2 separate regions of the Homo sapiens genome follow, and region 2 is linked to region 1. Evidence: read pairs that join two places in POLR2A ChIA-PET (ENCODE). Cell type or tissue: OCI-LY7. All regions are shown on one strand. Links, peaks and the distances in the headings refer to the core of each region. The heading gives the core; the rest is flanking DNA.

The links. Peaks named below come from ENCODE experiments on the same cell type or tissue, not always from the same donor. Only the 100,000 strongest peaks of a DNase experiment are listed, where the experiment ranks them.
Region 2: POLR2A ChIA-PET joins it to region 1 with 17 read pairs; 2 of 35 experiments call an interaction of 5 or more read pairs at or near these places.

What each region holds. Positions count from the first base shown.
Region 1 is chr6:62,386,108-62,396,488 of GRCh38, reverse strand. No RefSeq gene overlaps it. Among named protein-coding and RNA genes, the nearest start is that of KHDRBS2, 110 kb to the right of the region's middle. In OCI-LY7, for the core only: CTCF peaks have their summits at 2,569 and 2,772; a DNase peak (open chromatin) is centred at 4,918; H3K4me3 peaks cover 1,174 bases; H3K27ac peaks cover 3,270 bases.
Region 2 is chr6:62,295,102-62,305,482 of GRCh38, reverse strand. No RefSeq gene overlaps it. Among named protein-coding and RNA genes, the nearest start is that of KHDRBS2, 14 kb to the right of the region's middle. In OCI-LY7, for the core only: no CTCF peak of the experiment used is centred there; DNase peaks (open chromatin) are centred at 6,572 and 7,732; H3K4me3 peaks cover 1,160 bases; H3K27ac peaks cover 1,979 bases.

The DNA.
Region 1 (10,381 bases), core at 1,015-9,014:
AAACTGAAAAGCTATTCCATGTTCTTGAATTGAAATAATGAATATTGTTAAAATGCTCATACTACCTAAAGCAATCTGCAGATTCTATGGAATCCCTATCAAAGTACTAATAACATTATTGACAGAGATAGAAAAAAATCCTAGAATTTATATGGAACCACAAAAGATTCAGAATAGTCAAAGCTATCCTGAGCAAAAGGAACAAAACTAGAGGAATCACATTACTTGATTTCAAATTATACCACAGAGCTATAGTAACCAAAATACCATAGTACCAGTGTAAAAACCAACACATAGACCAACAAAGCAGAATGTTGAGCCTAGAATCAAATTCATACATCTACAGTGAAATCATTTTTGACAAAGGTGCCAAGAACATATACCAGAGAAAAAACAATCTCTTCAATAATTGGTGCTGGGAAAAAAATGGAGATCCATATGCAGAAGAATGAAACTAGACCCTTATCTCTTGCCATGTACAAAAATCAAATCAAAATGGATTAAAGACTTAAATCTAAGACTCAAAACTATGAAACTACTGAAAGAAAACATTTGGAAAATTCTCCAGGACATTGGACTGGGCAAGAATTTCTTGAGCAATACCCCACAAGCACAAGCAACCAAAGCAAAAATGAACAAATGGGATCACATCAAGTTAAAAACTTCTGTACAGCAAAGGTTACAATCAACAAAGTGAAGAGACAATCCACAGAATGGGGAAAAATTGCAAACTACCCAACTGACAAGGGACTGATAATCAAAATATATAAGAAGCTCAAACAGCTATATAGGAAAAAAAATCTCACAATCCAATTAAAAATGAGCAAAATATCTGAATAGATATTTCTTGAAAGAAGACATACAAATGGCAAACAGGTATATGAAAAGGTGCTCAACATCATTATGAGAGAACTACAAATCAAAACTACAACAAAATATCATGTCACCCCAGTTTAAATGGCTTTTCTTCAATAGACAGGAAATAATGAATGCTGGCAAAAATATGGAGAAAGGGGAACCCTCGAACACTGCTGGTAGGAATGCAAATTAATATAGCCACACTGGAGAAGAGAACAGTTTGGAGGTTCCTCAAAAACAAAACATTGAGCTGCCATATGATCCAGCAATCCCACTGCTAGCTATATACTCAGAAGAAAGGAAATCAGTATATGAAAGAGATATCTGCACTCCAGTGTTTATTGCAGCCCTATTCACAATAGACAAGATTTGGAAGTAAACCAAGTGTCCATCAAAAGATGTATAAAGAAAATATAGTACATATACACAATGGAGTACTATTCAGCCATAAAAAAGAGTGAGATCCTGTCATTTGCAAAAACATAGATGGAACTAGAGGTCATTATGTTAAGTGAAATAAGCCAGGCACAGAAAGACAAATTTCATATATCTCATCTATTTGTGGGTGCTAAAAATTAAAAAAAAGGAAAATTAACTCATGAAGATAGTAGCAGAATGGTTACCAGAGGCTGGGAAGGGTAGAAGGGTGTGCCTAGGGGCGATGTTTAGTTGGTGCAAAAATATAATTAGAATAATTCAGATCTAGTATTTGATAGCACAACAGTGTGACTACAATCAACAATAATTTATTATACCTTTAAAAATAACTGAAAGAATATAATTAGATTGTTTGTAACTCAAAGAAAGGATAAACGCTTGAGGTGACGGATACCTAATTGACTCTATTGTGACTTTTATGCATTTATGCCTGTTTCAATAGATCTCATGTACCCAATAAATATATGCACTTAGTATGTACCCCCCAAAAATTAAAAATTAAAAAAGCCTTCTGGACAGAATTGTAAAAAAAGAAAATAAAATAAAAGAATTTATTTTTAAAGTTTTAGGTTTATACACAAAGATACATTGATAATTTTGTGTTTGTAAAATCTTTCAAAATTTATAACTGCAATATTAAAATTCTAAACCAGATTAATTTAGGAATCTTAACTTACTGATGAAAAAATTATGTTTTATTTTTTGTAGGAACTGCTATTGCTGAGTTTTCTGTTAAGTGCCCCTTTTCTGTGTTTGACATGTACTTTAACAATAACTTTGCCTGAGCCCATAAAGTGTTTGTTGTTTTGGTTATTCAAAATGTCTTATTTCAGTAATTAAAACTTGGTCTTGTTTATTTAAATTCTTCAATTTTACATTTCATTCAAAACATTCATTTTCTCTATCCCAGAGATGTTAGGCTAAGAGCTTCAGTTGTGAGGGTTGGAGAGGGCAGTGGTCTCTCCTTTCACAGTAGGCTCTTTCCAACACTCTTACTCTCATCTTGGTGCAGCAGGTAAAGAGGGCAATGACATTTCTTTATGCACTTAGCCTTGTGGGCTAGGACAATGTGAGTAGCCCCATACCCTACATATAAATGATTGTGAGGAAGCTCTAGTGTTGCTAGTTTTCATTATTTCTTTGCCTTGCACTGTTTAGGTCTTTGTTTCTTCTTCTGTATTTCGTGTGTCCTAATGCCATCTCACTCTTGGTGATGCATTTTTCTGGTTTGTTAACGAACTGGCTTCTCTCCCTGTATGATCTCCCGGCATAGACGAACCATTTGAAGTGCAACTTCTTGTTTTCTTCCTCATGCCAAACCTTGCCTCTAGCTATCTACCTTACAGCCTTGTGCAGTTGGGATATTCTCCCAGTAGGTGGCCCATTTGGAGGAATTGGCAAGAATGCTTAAGCCCCTGGAACCATCCAAAGTGTCTATGAGACCCATGAGGAAGGACTTACCATTGATATGTTAATTAGAGAGAATCTAGGCTTTAATTTCCACTCTACCTCCTCTTCTTTGCCTCTTTTGTGCCCTCACAGTGGAAAAGACTGAGCTGTTTTAGTGTTTCAGCAATTTCCTGATAAGAGGACATCACTTATAAAAGCTTAGCAAATGCATGTTTCAGGCACTTTCTACAGGAGAAAATGAAAGGAAAACAGATGAGATGGTTACTGCTATAAAAATCACATTTTTTTTAAAGACCACACTTTTTCATTTCTGGTGTAGCATGTGTGTGTGTGTGTGTGTGTGTGTGTGTGTGTGTGTGTGTGTATGTATGTTGATAGTAAAGTTTACCAAAAAAAGGTTAACCTTCCTTTTTAATACCAGAGAGCATAAGAATCTTATATGAAGAAACAGGTATTGTTCTAATTCTAGAGCATTTAGCAACTTCTTTGTATCTCCACTTAAATCACTGCATTATTTGAGTTAGCCCTCAATCGGTATCTCGCAATTACTTTTAAAAGAGTTTGTGTTGGAGATTTACAAAAATAGGAATAAATTATCCATGAGACATTTGATCTTCTTCAATCATCTATAAGCACAAAGGTATACAGAATCTTAGAGGATTTAATATTATCGGGGATGATATGGGGACATTCTATCTGAAGAGTTGGATAGCTAAGGTTCCTTTTGGGCCATTTTCAGATGCATAGTTGACATTTCAGCATAAATAAAATATTCAAAGTAGCATGAAAGGTGCAAATTAAGATTGGTAATAACTCTGGCATCAGTTATATTAATATCATATTCTGAAGTTATTATCCCATACAAAATTCTCTTGCGAAAGACAAAGAATGAGCTATGTAATTACACAAAATATAGGCATCTTACAATTGCTTCCTGTGAAAGCTCTTTGAATGATTACTCTCCATGTGAATATTTTAGTAGTTGTAACTATCTAATTAGAAAGACTTAGGCAGAGTAAATTAAAAAGTGTATTACATTTATTGTAACTCTTGAATAAATCACACCAGTGGTTAAGCAAAGGAAAAGTCTTCAGAAGTGTAAATCAAAGTGAAGAAAAATATACTATTTTTGGTTTTGTAGTACTTTCTGAGCTCCTCAGACTGACAGATTGTCATCACCATATCTATGTCTCTAAGAAACATGGCTGGTTTTCTCATTGTCAAAGAGCAGAAAAGCGGTTTTCTGGTAACAACAGTCGCATTTCTGACATCCCTTCACACCAAATTTGACACAAATGGAACACAACATCCTATAATTTTCCAAAAAGTGGCCCCAGTGATATGACACCATCTTAAATTACTGTCGGCTCTATTCCCAGAGCTAATGGCTTACTGCTGAGAGAGGCAAAGCTGGAGATGAAATTCTCTCATGATGACTGCATGGGATCTTTCTCAGTATTGGGAGTTGTTAGTTTTCAACAATGCTCTGATTATCACTATATACAAAAAAAAATGCAAAAGCAAACAGAGACATTTTAGTACTAAAGAAGGTTTGTTTTTCTTAGAAAACTATAATCATCAAATAATATATGCTAATTATCAATTCATCCCTACATTTGTAGCTAAAACTCCATGGTAATGAGATTATTTGTACATTGAATTCTATTCTAACAGACCTTAACTTTCTCAAATATAAAACTAATTACAGAGCACACTGTCTCACATCATTCCATCTCCCAAATAACCTTGTAAGGTAAATGATTTTACTATTCTACAAAGAAGGAATTGAGACTTGCAAATAATACTCACATTTTTTTCAAACCACATAGGTAGTACATTTTAGTAGTGGAACTTGAAGCTGAGTCCACTTCAAGATCAATGCCTTTCCTAATATATATCATGGTTGTGTCCACCACGTGAAAGTGCAATTGGTGAGATGGTGGGAGGACCTACCTCTAAAGGTTTCAAGCAAACTCAGATATGGGACTTGGATTTTGGAAAACATATAATATATTGGTTTGTGAATAAATGTTTTTGAGAACATTGAAAATTATGTGTTGATTTCATTATGGAGGAACTCATCTGAACTACTTACCATCAAAAATAAAGACATACAATTTGATGCTTGATGCGCTTTAATTATTCATTGAAAAGAGCAGGAACTGAGACTGAAACATGTTCTAAAGTCGGATTTCAGGTGTGTGTGGTTGTCTCTCTTAGGACAACTCTGTTTCTGTTCCATCATTGATACTTACAGTCTAGAGTATGCAATTGTTATGTCTCAGAAAAAAAGTAAGAGGAAATACCTGCTGCTTGCAGCATCTTACAGTTTTTTTTTTTCAGTAAGTAATTCAAAGTTTATATAGAATGCCAAAAACCAACCACTTAGAAGTGATAAACAATCTAACCTGGCAAATCAAAAAGGGACATTAGCATTTGATTTACTATCTCAGTGGCTCTCTCACCACTCTATTGATTAGTGAGGTGACAAAAATAGGAATCAAGAAACTGAGACAGAGGAAGATAATTCTGTTTTAGCATGCTGTTAACCTCATATCAGAAGAAACAAGAGAGTGGCTTTGGTGTTTGAATGGCCATTAGCTATCTGCCATGTGACCAAGGAGGAAATACAAACTTTGTGACCTTGAGAGTCACAACCACTTCTTAATTTTGTCTCATTTATAATGTGGAACCAGATTAGAAGAAAGTCTTTTTTAAGTTAATAAAACATAAGCAATAGTGTCTGAGAGGAAATTGTCAGCTACTTAGCCATTTCCTTTTAGTGTTGCATTTTTTAAGAGTATCTTCCAACTATGGTATAAAACCTTACTTTCACAATAAAATGATATGGTTCTTTTGAAAATAATTTGCCAAGGGCTTTGGGTACTATAATCAGTACTAAATGAAACAAAAAATCCTATGATAATGATGTCCTGGGAGGCGGTCAATATTCTGACACTAAACAAATGCTCACATCTTTGCTTCACTGGAAACAAGAGCAAATGCCAGAAGGAAGTATGTTTTGAGGAAATAACAACTAGGAAATAACAACAGTAGGAAGCCAGGACTAGTATGTGTAGCAACTAGAGATGAGAAAGCTCAATTTGAGCTAAATTATCTGGCCATCCATGAGGCATATTATGACTCACTTTCTGAGTCCAACCTGTAAGTAATCATATGAGTCAGTTATTTCCATCATTGGGCTCCACCTCTGTGTGCAGGTGTAGCTCTGAGTAAACATAGGGAAAACTATAAGACTTATGACATACTTAATGATAGTGATGGCTTTTGGATTATTAAATGCATGTTTCAATAAGTTAGTGGCTATTTGGATATGGTCTCTGTACCTTTGAAATTGCAAATGGACAGCCATTACCATACTTGAACTTCAGGTCATTTTTAAAAGCAAGTGCTTCTTATGAACATTAAATCAAAGTGAACATAAATAAGCAATAACACCCTATCTTATTAATAATGGAATTAAGAACCATATTATAAACTGTGATTATAGCATACACTGAATAAATCCTTTTGATATGTGAAGGACTGCCTGACTAGTGTCATTTATCTGATAATGGGATATATTTTACTGATGCAATGTTTTAGTTAGATAATTATAGGTTTAGTCCTTCTTGTTATAATTTGTGAGAAAATAGTCCCATTAAAGTATCCCAAACACACTGGTAGGCAAAAGAACAAATCTACTATCAAATAAATGCTTTTAACTAGCTTAATAACAGGATGGGCCCATTGTTTGATAGGTGTTCTAGAAACACTGAATTAATTGCATTGTCCAAAAATGCTCATGTCAATTAACTTGAAGAGGGAAATGATAATAATGTATTTCATTGCAGACATTTACTAAAGAATAACATTTTCATATCTATTTAGACTGTGGAGGTTCTTGTGATAAAATAGGGAGCCTCACTTTCATCTGTGCAATATAGGAAAAAAGAGGATACAGTCTCTTTTTTCTACCAGGTGAAGTTGCAAACCTCCCAGGTGACTTTGTAGATTACAGTAAGATATTATTGTATTTACTCTACAGTTTATAATATTTCTGATTCATGATGTAGCCAACTGTTTCAACAGAACCATATTCAAAGTCAGAACAGCTCATATATAAAGTGCAGATAATAATACACATGACCAGTATAGTAAAGATTAAATAAAATAATGCACATTAAACTGTTTTAAAATTATAAGTATTACTTAAAATTGTAGAAGTAAAACTTTCTATTGATCTCAATATTTCTAAGGTAATTAGTCTCTGAATTTAATTCTACCTATTTTTTGTCTGGTTATAGCAACATTAATTGAAGTATAATTTACATGTAATAAATCAAACAGATTTTAAGACCACAGTATCATGAGTTTTGAAAATGTACACCATTTAACCATTATGAAAATAAATATAAAGGAAATTATCATCATATAATAAAGTTCCTTTTCAACTATTTTTAGACAATCTCCACCCACTTGTCCCTGTCAGAGACTAACAGTTCTTATTTATATTATTACAGTTTAGTTTTCCTATTCTTGAACTTTATATAAATGCAATTATACAGTACTAGTTGTATATATACCTGACATAATTACTTTTTGATACTTCACAAAGTTGCAAACCACCAGGTGACTTCCTGGATTATGGTAGCATATTATTTCATCTATTTTCCTTTTCTTTTTTTAGAAAAAAATAAATAGTAAAACTCCCTTTACCCTTGGAAGAGAGATAAGACATAGTCCTAAACCTAGGCCATTAGAATTTGTTTGTATTTTACAGCTGGAGGATGAACAGAATTATTTCAAAAGCCTCCACCACCAAGACACGGAGATGGAGGGCCAATTTAAGACTAAAGCTAGATACAGTAGAGCACCCAACGTATTTTCCACAACCAGACTGGCAAACACCAAGAAACCAGCAGCCTCTGTCTACTGCTAGGGAAGAGCAAAAGACTTGAGAGAGGTAATGAGGTACTTAGGGTGGAATAGAAAGATGGAGCAAAATTACCGGGCAATCAAGTTCTCGCTTTACAAGGTAAAGGTAGGCAAATTTGAAACTGGAAGTGCACTGAGGGTACCTATAATAAAAATCCAAACCCATCTCAACATGTGACTAGATTGACTCTCCTCCTCACATTTAGTGCCAAGTAGAAAAAGAGATATATGCCTGTTTCCAGGTCAAAAATAATTTACCAATGTTAATATTGTCATACACACAATATGTGAAATATAATGAAAAACTGAAGACATACAAAATGCAAACATAAAGAAGCCATTGTAAAAATACAAAGCAATGAATAAAATAAGATTCAGAGATCACCTATATGTTGGAACCATTAGACAAAAATTTTCATATAACTTAGATTAATGTGGTAAAGACTCTGGTAGACCAGGTACAGAACATGGAAGAGCAGACGGATAATGCCAGGGGAGAGACGAGAGCTAAAAGAAAGACTCCATTTGAATTGCTAGAAAAATAATGCTAACACAAATGAAGAATATCTTGAATAGGTTCATCAGTAAATGTGACACAAACTTGGATAGAGCAGGTGAATTTGAAAGAAGGTCCGTAGAAATTATTCAACCTGAAGCACAAAGAGAGGAGAGAGAGAAAATGTAAACCAAATATGTAAGATTATATCAAGTGGCCTATTTTACATTTATTTAGAATGGCTAGCTGAAAGAGAGGAGAAAACCAACATTTGAAGTGATAACGGTCAATAGTTGAAGTGATAATGGCCAAGAATTATACAAAAATTATAAGACACCAAGTACAGATATAACCTCAGATAATTTCAAACAGGGTGAGTACAACCACACACACACACACGCGCGCACACACACACACACACCTAGATACATTATATTCGAACAGCTAAAATAAAAGGTAACAACCAAGTTTTGAAGGCACCGTGGGGCAGGGCAGGGCAGGGAGGCAGGAGACATATTACATGCAGGGTAAGTTAGATAAAAAAAAATACAGCAAACATTCTATCAGAAACTATACAGGCAGAAAGGCAGTAAACTGGCATATTTTAAAATGGAGAAATAAAAACAAATATCAACCTAGAATAATATACTCAGGGACAGTGTCTTTAAAAAATAAAGGAGACAAGACATTTCAAAATATAAGAAATTGAAGGACTTTATTGCCAGCACACTTGCATTATAAGAAATGTTAAAGGAAGTTCTGCAGGCAGAATAAATATGATATGAGACAGAAATTTGAATCTACAAAAATGAACATCTATGGAGATGGTCCAGAATAGATACAGAAACCTCTAACAACTCAATAAAATAAAAGGCGAATTTTAAAACTACACAAATATTTGAACAGGCATTCAGACAGATGTATGGAGAGCAAATAAGTACAATGAAAAGATGCTCAAGATTAGCCACTAAGGTAATTCAAAATAGTGAAAGCCACAATGAAATGTCACTACACAATCATTAAAATGCCTAAAAATAGACACGATATCAAGTTTTGGTGATGAAGTATATGGTGGAACTCTCACATATAGATGATGGGAATGTTTTTCACTTTAAATACAGTTGGGACATTTCTTTTAAAGTTAAAATCACGCATTTCATGTGATCCCAAATTTTAATAATATAGAGAAATATATGCTAATATAAAGATATATGTATGAATATTTATAACAGTTTTATTCATAAAAGTCCCTAACTGGAAGCAACCGAATTTCTACCAACAAACATTAAAGAAGTACTGGTTACAGGAAAGAAAAATATAATCTAGAGTGAAATTAAGCAGACCAGTAGCTGTCTAGTGCTGGGGGTTGGTGTAGTTACCTTTTGGGAGCACAAAATAACATTGTATGGTGATGGAAATGTTCTATATCTTGACTGTGATACTACTTACATTGATGTATAAATTGTCAAAATGCATCAAAATATATACTTCATATAAATACATTGCATTATAATGAAATTATGCTTTATAAAATTGATTTTAAGAAAAGAATGCCAATTTGTGAAAAAATTCAATTTAAGGGATAATATTTTCCTGATAAAGGAAATTCTAGAAACCTGGAAGTTTCCTGGAAATCTCAGATGAAATAGAACAATTATATTATTAGATTCATTTTACAGACTGTGAAACTTGTAAATTTCTATAAACGTTAATTTTTTAAGGTCCCATAGCAGGTGGGCAGAAATAATTAATCCAAACTATAGAATTCACTGGGAAGAATTTTAAGGAGCAAATTGAAGGTGTGAAAGACTAGAACATCTTTAAAAATAATTTTCTAATATTTATCTGGGGATATCCAGCTCAATTAAAGTATTGCTGCTTTTAGTCTTATTAATCACCTTCATTTAAGAAAACATTTCAACAGCAATTCAACGTTGAAATAAATAATGCTATTTAATTAATCAAAACATTAACATATTCTAATACTTGTATGCTGTGAGCAAACTAGCTTATGGAACAAATTCAACCTATTACCTGTTCTATAAATAAAGTTTTCTTGAAGGACAGCCACATCCATTTATTTATATATATTTTAAAAATATTTAAAACAGAGATTATGTGGTTTACGAAGCCTATTTGTTATCTAGACCATTACTAGGAAGTTTGTTGAATCCTACTATAGAGAAATATTTCTTTGTATGAGTTATTTGATACAGAACATATTTCATGATATTTTATGAC
Region 2 (10,381 bases), core at 2,003-10,002, 92 kb after region 1:
ACATATCGAAGACCTGCATTAAAAGAAATACTGACAGAATTTTCAACTAAGAAAAATTGTTTCAAACAGAAATATCAAAAGAAAATGTGGGATTTGATAAAGGAGTCAATTGAGCAGGAAGATATAATCCTAAATTTTTATTTAGATAATAAAATAGATTCAAACATATAGAGCAAAAATGGACATAACTAAAAAGATAAACATAGTTGTCTACAATCACGGTGAAAATTTTTAACATAACTCTCTCAAGAGCTGATAGAACAAATTGCTTAAAAACTAGTAAGTATACAAATGACTTAAACAACTTTGACATATTAATACCTGTTGTATACTGAAGCTAACAGTGACAATTCACAAACTTTCTAACAGCATAAGGAATTTTACCAAAACTATAAGTGATGGGATAAAGAAAGCCTAAACAAATTTCACATGATTAAATTGATTCAGAGTGTGCCTTCTGACCTCAGTGGAATTAAATTAAAGGTCAATAACTAGGACATCCCAAACAGGCTGGAAATTAAGTAATACTCATATGCATCATATATGATTCAAATACAAATAAAAGGTAAATTAGAAAATATTTTATACTGAATGACAACAAAAACATAACTTGTAGGATGCAGATCATACGTGATCAGAGGGGAATTGTAATCTTAAATGCAAGTACAATAAAAGAACATCTGGGCCGGGTGCAGTGGCTCACACCTGTAATCCCAGCACTTTGGGAGGCTGAAGCAGACGAATCACCTGAGGTCAGGAGTTCAAGACCAGCCTAGTTAACATGGTGAAACCCTCTCTCTACAAAACACACACACACACACACACACACACACACACACACACACACACACACACACAAATTAGCCTGGAGAGGTGGCAGGTGCCTGAAATCCCAGCACTTTGGGAGGCTGAAGCGGACAAATCACCTGAGGTCAGGAGTTCAAGACCAGCCTAGTCAACATGGTGAAACCCTATCTCTACTGAAAAAACAAAAAACAAACAAAAAAACACACACACACACAAATTAGCCTGGAGTGGTGGCGGGCGCCTGTAATCCCAGCTACTCAGGAGGCTGAGGCGGGAGAATTGCTTGAACGCAAGAGGCGGAGGATACAGTGAGCCGAGATCGCGCCACTGCACTCCAGCTTGGGTGACAGAGCAAGACTCAGTCTCAAAAAAAAAAAAAAAAAATCTGAAAACCATTGATCTAACTTGTCATCTCAAATGCTAGAAAAAATACCTGCAAACTAAACATTAAAATATAGATGGTAATAAAAATAGAAATTAATTAAATAGAAAAAGTATATGAAAGAGAAAAGCAACAAAGCCAAATGATGGTCCTTCAAAATAGCTATTTAAAATGACAAACACAGTATTGTTGGTCAATAAATCCCAGTCACAACCAAATAGGTTTTATTTCAGAAATGTAAAAGGTTTTACTATTTGACAATTATTTAATTTAATTCACTATACTAATATTAAAATGAAAATATATAGTTGATCTTTAAATAAACTGTAGAAAAAGCATTTGATAATAATAAACACCAATTCATGGTAAAAACTTGTAGCAAACAAAGATAGAGTGAAGTATCTTTAATCAAAAAACATTCAACAGAATCACTCTAACAAATATAAATAATCATGAAAAATTGAGACATTTCCTCCTGAGAAGAGAAAAATAAGATAGTGCAGCACCATTTCTATTCAATAATGTACTAGAAAAACTAACCAGTGGGGGGAAAAAAAGAAAACAAGACAGATAATTTTAAAGGTCAAGTTAAGTGGCTCACTCCTGTTATCCCAACAGTTTGGGAGGCCAGGGCAAGAGGATTAAGGCCAGGAGTTCAAGATCAGTGGAGGCAACAAAGCTGGACACCCATCTCTACACAAAATTTTTAAAAATTAGTGGTGGTATATGCCTGTAGTCTCAGCTACCTTGGAGGCTGATCCTACCCTTCGATATCTTCGGTTAAGGAATTCGAGGTTACAGAGGTTACAGTGAGCTAAGATTGCACCATTGCACTTCAGCCTAGGTGACAGAGAAAAACTGTCTCCCCTGCTTAAAAAAAAAAATCAAAAGGACTAAAAAATAAGTAATATAATTGTCCTATTGCAGTAATACCACATGTATGAAGAAAATTCAAAATAATCTAAAGATTGTTTCATTTCTCAATGTAATAAAATATGCTAGAAGATACCAGTGAAACTTATTCTAATTGATAAATATAATTTCTGATTTGATGAAAATGATAAGTTCCAGTAAGATATACTTCTTTTTAAAAAAATATCAAAGTAAATTAAAAAAAAAAAAACAACAAAGGAAACATGGAGAAAAGTTTTGTCCCAAGGCGGGGGTGGGGAACCACAAGGACCACACATTTTTTCATGTGAGAATATCATCAAATAGAAATGTAAGTAACGTCAAATATACAAAAAAAAAATAATATTTACCTGGAAGATTGGGGGTTAAGATAGCACAAGGCAAGGATAAAATTTGGGAGAGGGCAAGGATGCTAACTTATGTTCAAGAAGGAAATGTAGCAACCTCAGGGTATGAGCCATTGGCCAGCTACATATATTTCCTCAACGCCACAGGAAGGAAGTCCAGCCAGGTACTCACCTTTTATGTTATATGGGCACAACAAGGAAAGCTGTAGGTGAAAAGATATCTGTACATCACTGAGAGGGTGTACCTTCCTGATTCAAAAGAGAAGATGAAGTAGGAGGTGGATAGCCTTATGAAAACCCCAAATACATTAGGAAACATCAATGGGAAGGAAATGAGTGAGGGGGTGGTGTGTAAATAATTGCTGTCATCCTAATTGTTCAACAGTCAGCTTAAAAGACTTAACTTGGAGTTAAAAATCACTGGGTTGGCAATACACAGTGTTTAAATATGCAAACTAATTGTAAATGTAAGGTTACTTCTAAAGGCACAATTTATGTATGGATCAAATTATTGTTTACTTCTTTGACATAACCATTAACAATGAATGATATACTAAATAAGTTCATGAGCAGTTAAGCTTGTTTTTGTTGACTTAGAAGTATAGCATAAACATAATGACAGGCTTCACTTGAACACAGTTATTTGCGTATACATATATGTTATTTCAGTGGGATGTGAACTCCTTCAGACGAGAAGCTATTCAGCTATTCATTTCTCTTTTGTATCCACTCATCACCTAGTACAAATCCTTTTATATAATGAGTACCTAATGACTGTAAGCATGATATGGTTTGGTTTTTGAATATAACGTCTTTACATTTGAATCTAATACTAAGAACAAGCAATTTGCATGATGGTTTACTCTGTATAGATAGTCAAATAGTAGAATTTTAAGATATTATGCAATGATATGCTAAAGAAAAGTAGGACATTAAAAAAAGAATCTAGGGAAAAGAACTCTCTATATAGCTAAATTATTATTTTCTATGAAAATGCATTCCAGCCTTTTCCCTACTGGATGCACTGTAATTTCCCTGGCTAGAATTGGCAGTGTCCTTTAATTTACTCCCTTCACTTCTCATTTAAATATCATGCACTAGATGATCATTCTTGATTTTACTACTTTTTACTGCCTATGGGCTTTTTTTTCAACTCATTTAAAAGGCATTATGCTTTGATAATGGACTGTCTGAAGATGGAACTGAATTATAATTTTTTAAACTTCAATTTAATCAATGCCAGAGGCTACCCAGAGATACAGGTTTGCTCACAAAAAGTTCTACTCTAGTTCAACTCTTTATATATTATTGTTATTGGAAAATATTTAGAGTGTATATACATGAATATGTGTGGATAAATATGTAAATATATTTTCAAAAGTAGTTTTCATGATGATAACAAGATATCTTGGAATTTTTATGGCTTTATTTACAGGATGAACATACAAGAAAGAAGAAATTTTTAGTAGTAGCAAAACAGGCCTTGGGATTTGGCAGACCTAGCTTTGAATTCTTGTTCTGCATTTTTCTAGCTATGTTACTTAATTTCTTTGAGTCTGGAAAATGATGATGGCAAGCCATATTGCTAAGGTCCAAATTAAATAACATTGTAAATCACCAACATGGTAGAAAGCCTTCAAAAACATTGGTATTCCCCTTAAGAAAAATTAGAGAATCTACTGGCCTAAATCTAGGTGGTGGCGGTTGGTTTTTGTTGTTGTTGTTGTTTTTGTTTTTTGCTCTGGAATACATAGCAACCAAAAAAGAGTAAATTGCATGTTTGCACAGCAACTTAATCTGCTTATGAGTAACATAAAGCAAACAGCAACCAAATCTACTTCTGAGTAACATAAAGGAAAAATAAACTAAGTTCAGCGAGACTTCCTAAGCTGGCTACAGGTCTTCCGGTAAAATTATAATTAACTATGAATGTTATAAGAAATTTTGCAGATGTATTCAGTTTTGCCTGATGGACTTAGCACATATTTAAAACAAATATGAAGAATTTGGTATTTTTAATATATATCACAAATGAAGTCTTTATTTTGCCTCAAATTGGTGCCTTTTCAATTTTTCCCTATTTACTCGTGATAGCACCATCTACAAAATGATTGCTCAAGCCACATATCTTGGATTAATTTTTGATATTTTTATTTCCCTCACTCTTCTATACCCAATCTTTTGTTTAAGTCCTTTGTGCTCTACCTCCAAAATATATCTTTAATTTGTCCTCTTCTCCTTTTACCCACTATTATTATAGCACAAGCCATTGCCACCTTTCATTTGAGCTACTACATTAGTCTCCTGAATTAAGTATTACCTGCAATCATAGAAACATCCAAAATAACTATTACTTTAAAAGTTAGTTGTTTTCTCTCTAACATAAAATAAATGAAAAGTTAAGTAATCCAGAACTGGTATGGTAGTTCTATGAAGCTGTCAGAAAGAATTAAGCTAGAGCTCACTAGGTAGGTGTGATTCCCAAGCCTATGTTATAGTCTATGAAGACTGATAGAACTCCAGCTATCACAAGCAGCAGTATGGAGGAAGTAGAGCAGAAGACTCTGCTCCTCCCATTAAAGAGACCACCTATAAGTACATATGACACTTCAATTTTCAGTATATTGGCCAGAAATTAGTCATGTTTCAATTAGCTGCAAGGGAGCCTGTAAAATGCTTCTAGGTCAGTGTGACTCACTAAGAACTGGGCTTCTGTTTTTATCTGCTTCTTGTCTACCTCTCTAAATTATGATTCAATATGCTCCTATTACACTTCAGTCATCTAAGTGTATACTAAGGTTTCTCCCTCTTTATGATCTTAGCACACACTATGTTTTCTGCCTAGGAGGTTCCAACTCCATCTCCCACCTCCCTCCGCCGCTGGATAACTACTTGTCTTTCAGGTTTTGCTCTAATGCAGCTTTTTCAGATAGATTTCCCAGATAACCCAATCAAAATTGCTACCTCTCATCAACGATCTGTTTCTCTTGCTCAGGGGGCCCATTTTTATTCTTCATAAAAATCATTGTCCATTTTCTTGTTTGATTTCAGTCTATCTCACTCTCTAGTCTAAAAAAAGGTCTGTGAGAGGACTGTGTTTCTTTTTTCTCAGTGTGCAAAGCCTGGTATTAGAAAAAAAAAAAGAAAAAAAAGAAAAGAAAGGAAGTAAGGGAGGGAGGAAAAAATGGAAATAAATAAAGGAAAATAGAAAATAGAAATTTATTTGAAAACCCAGGTATGTTGTTATCTTTTATAGACTGATTGTTTGGCTTTCACATGCCTTTTGGACACTTTCCATGTTCTTTGCCTCACAGTTATAGTTCAGAAAAAGATACATCTAATTCAACAAACATTCATTGAGTGAATAATTTGATCTTAAATGGAAAAACAATCAGCACTGATTTTTCAGTTCTGTTTTGCTGTTTCAAAATAATATTATAAAATCAATACCCACTGGATTCAACTCTCCAAGTGAAAATGGAACAGGGTGAATGAAGAGTTTTAAATCATATTTAGACAATGCCTCCTAAGAAAATGGCTTGAATGCATTTTAGAATAAGGTATGTGAGTAAAGGCTAACAGGTCTCTCTGCAAATACAAGCACAAAAATATAGGAATTAAATTTGTGTATTTGAATTACAATTGTCTGCTGCTATAATTGTATGTAAGAAAGTAAAATTACTTTAAAAGGCCTTTTGCCTGTGTGGTAATGAGTATGAAAGTGTTCTATTACATACACGATCATTTATTTCCTCTAAAAATCAATCCAGTTGGATTAAATGTTCCTGACTACCTTATGAAAGTTTTTCAATCTTAAACATCTCTCTTAAACTTGGTTTGTGTTCAACTGTCAATAGTAGTATCTTGTTTTGCCTTTCTCCGAATGGCAGTTTTACTTTCAGTAATGAATATAAAAAAATTAAAGCAATATTTATCTTGACTAGCATAAGACTATTCTCAATGCTCTTAGCCTTGCAATCTGTACTTTAATTAGTTTTATTTAAATATTTTCTTCTGTTATACTATGTTCGTGTGTCATTTGGATTTTTCTTTCTCTCTCTCTTTTTTTTTTTTTTTGATTTGGTTTCACTTCTTCTTTTGGTTGGCTTTGTTTCACTTCTTCTTTTGGTTGGCTTTGTAGGAAATATAAATTTCCCTTCATTTTACTTTCCACAGGCCATCTTAGAAACTTTAGTACCTTTTTAAAACTTATGCCAAAGAAAGCTTCATAAACATTTGTGAAACAGTGTACTGCCAATACTTTTAGCTGAGCTATATTTTATTTTTAATAAAAGCATGTATTAGTATTCATGGGAGAATATTATATATTTTGAGCTCAGTCACATTTCCATTTGGCTGCTGTGTAGAAATAATTTTTCTTTTTATGTAGAACTTATCAGAAAATTTTTAAAAAGGAAAAGAGCATTTGAAAGCCATTACCCTGCCACTGGCAAATGATGCAGTGGTCATCATTATATATGAAAATTATTTTCACCTAAGTAGAAGATGATTCTTCATTGACAAATACAATAACAAGCATGCATACTTAGGAACTCATTTACCTAAAAATATGGATGTTGTGGTAGGCAGAATAATGGCCTCCTCAAAGATATCCACATCCTAATGCTAGGAACCTGTAAACATGGAGACATTGTATTTGTGAGTTTCTTCTGGCTACTGTAAGAGATTACCACACACTTAGTAGCTCAAAACATTACTATTGTATTATTTTATAGTTCTTGAGGTCAGAAGGTAAAAGGGGTTGGCAGAGCTGTGTCCCTTCTGAATTATCTAGGGGAAAGTTTGTTTCCTTTCCATTTTTAATTTCTGGGGGTTACATACATTTTTTTTGGCTGGTGGTCCCTTTCTCCTTCAAAACAATCAGAATAACACCTTCAAATCAATCTCTCTCCCCCACCACCACTGCTCTCTCTCTTTCTCTCCTTGATCCTCCTGCTTCTATTTTATATGACCCTTATGATGACATTAGACCCTCACCTCTATAATCTTGAAAGATTTTTTGTTTCTAAGGTCCTTTACCTAATGGTTTCTGCAAAATCCCTTTTACCATTTAAAGTAACTTATTCACAAATTCTGTGTATTAGAATGTGGACACTGGGGCATTATTCAGGTTACTGGAGTCACAGATAGAGTTTAGATTGTTAATCCTCTGACCTTAAAATAAAGAGATTATTCTGGATTATATAGATGACCCCAATTAAATCACAAATGCCTCTGAAATGAAAGGAGGCCAAAGAGGAAGTCAGTGTGATGCAATGTGGAAAAGGCATAACCCACTGTGTCTGGCTTTGAAGGTGAAGAAAGGGGACCATGAGCCAAGGAATGCAGACAGCCTCCAAAAGCTGAAAAGGCAGATCTCACATTACAGGAACAAAATACAGCTCTGACAACACATTGACTTTAACTCAAGGATTTCCATTTAAAACTTCTGACTTACAGAACTGAAAAATAACAATGTTTTATTGTTTTAAGCTGCTAAATTTGTGGTAATCTGTCACAGCAGCAACAGAAAACTAATATGGGTACCCATTAAAAAAAAAAAACAGCAAACTGGTTAGTGAATTATCTCATAACATTTTTCTTTCACTTAAAAAAGTTTCATTCACTTAGAAAAGTCTTAAATACATAATACATCTGGTGAAATAATCCAGATCATGGGAAATGTGTGCTTACATGGAGCATAGTAAAAATATGTTTGTGGCTTCTCTTCACTATTCTTGAGACCATTTTGGTTGCTTTGACATCTGAAAAAAATTATTGACTGATTTGTGTGTAATCACTGCCTTGCTTTTGTTAACATTCAAGGAAATCACAGTGACTACTGTGAGATGTAATACATTTTATATGTTTTCAGATACATTTAATGAGAAATTCATAATCTTTGATTTAGTATCTACAAATCCCTGGCAAGCAGAGAAAGTTTCTGCTTCTATAATTCGATTTTATCCCAAAAGAGTTAAATTTAGTTAAAACAATAAACTGCAAGCCACGAAAATATATATTTTGATTTTATATTGTACATTTTGAAATTCTTCTTGTAAAGTATAGCTTTTGTGGTATGTGACTAATACTAGTACTTAACAACAAGTCTTAGGAAGAGGATAACATGTTTTATTTTGAAGATAGATATCCACAAAGAGATGGCCTTTAAAGTAACATGGACTACAGGTAATATAAGAACTGTTTGCATTTCCCAGAAGTGCTGGGGAAATTCTCTCTGTGCTATCAGCACTAGCCTCATTTAGTTATGTTATTTTTTAACACATGTGGTTCTTAGGTGCACAGACCCTTGGACCCAACCACCTGTGTTTGAGTATTAATTCTGTTACTTGTTAGCTTAGACACTTTGGCCAACTTAACTTTCTCATGCCTCAATTGTTTTCATTGTAAAATGAAGAGGATGGTAATAGTACGTACTTCAAAAGGAATTCAATGTAGCCTTTCTATATTTGTGGATGCCATCCTCAAACTCTCTGCGGAGAGACCCATGTCACGACAAACCGAGGGTTCTGGCTAACAACTATGCTGGAGAAGTTCGATATATCAGTCAATGCTTCAGATGACTATAATACTAGCCAAAACCTTGACTGCAACCTCATGAGAGACCCTAAACCAGAACCACCCAATTAAGTTGATTCAGATTTCTGACTATCAGAAATTGACCTATATATTAAATGTTTATCATTAAAAGCTGCTAAATGCTGTGGTTATTTGTTGAATAATAGATAATTAATGCAGTAATTAAAATATAAATATATATATAAAATATTTTCCCATCCATGGGAACTTAGGAGTTCCCATTCCAAAGGGAAAAGATGAGTATTCCAACCTAGTCATTCTGTAGAGTAAGTCTTCCTGCTCGCACAGGCTTGTTTGTGTCTCTGGTATTTCTTTGGGGCTCTGCTCATGTCTGTTTCTTAGTAGGCTTAGGATCACGGTCCTAGTCATGACTTCTGCCTTCAGCGTTAGATTATGATCATTTAAGTTTAGTTTGAGAGAAAGTGGACAGATGAGCCCAACAGAGTTGGATGTGAGAACTCATAATTAATAAGTGAGAAGGATAAGCATGTGTGTGTGTGTGTCTGTGTGTGTGTGTCTGTGTGTGTGGTAGGTGAATGCATTAAGGATTCACCATTTTGTAATGAATTGTATTATTTAACAGGCCTTCAGGGCAAAATATTTTGAGAACCTATTAATAAAACAGGAAAACTAGTTTATGTACAAACAAAACTTATAGTGTCTAATTGTGGTGAAGCCTACATAAAAAATTATTGGTCGTTGATTTGCCAAATAAATAACTTTTGATGGGTTTGGTTTCTAAGGACGTAATGTTTAATGAATGTTATGGGTGTATATTATTTGTCTACTTTCAACTTAGGGCAAATTAGGACTAAATTTGAAAGTACTGATTGCCTTCTTATTTTATTTATATTTTTATTTAAATAACATAACTCCTAAGAGTCTTAAATTATTGAATCCAGGATAAATATGAGATTGATTTTATTCCTTTAAATTTCAAAAATCCCTGGTTAGTTTAACAAGTTTATGCTGCCATCCTGCTGTCTTTATGTTACATAATTCAAGAAATACCTGATTTTTCCAAGATCTTTCATGCAATTAGCAATCATGGTTTTATATCATGTATGGACAGAGCTGAAGTCTTTATTCCCAGTGTGTGTGTGTCTGCGTGAGGGTTGCTTGCATGCGCAAAAGCATAAATATCTCTCAACTAACTGAGCCAATTCTGCTATATTATTAGTTAGTGACTTTGAGAAAATAATCTGAATAAAAGAAAGGGATGGCAGCTTAACCGGAAAACAAAATGAATAGAGTGAGAGACTCCTTAGCCCTAGAATCCCCTTGAATAAATAGAATAAACAAAGACGCATTATGCATATTCCCAAGCTTGAGA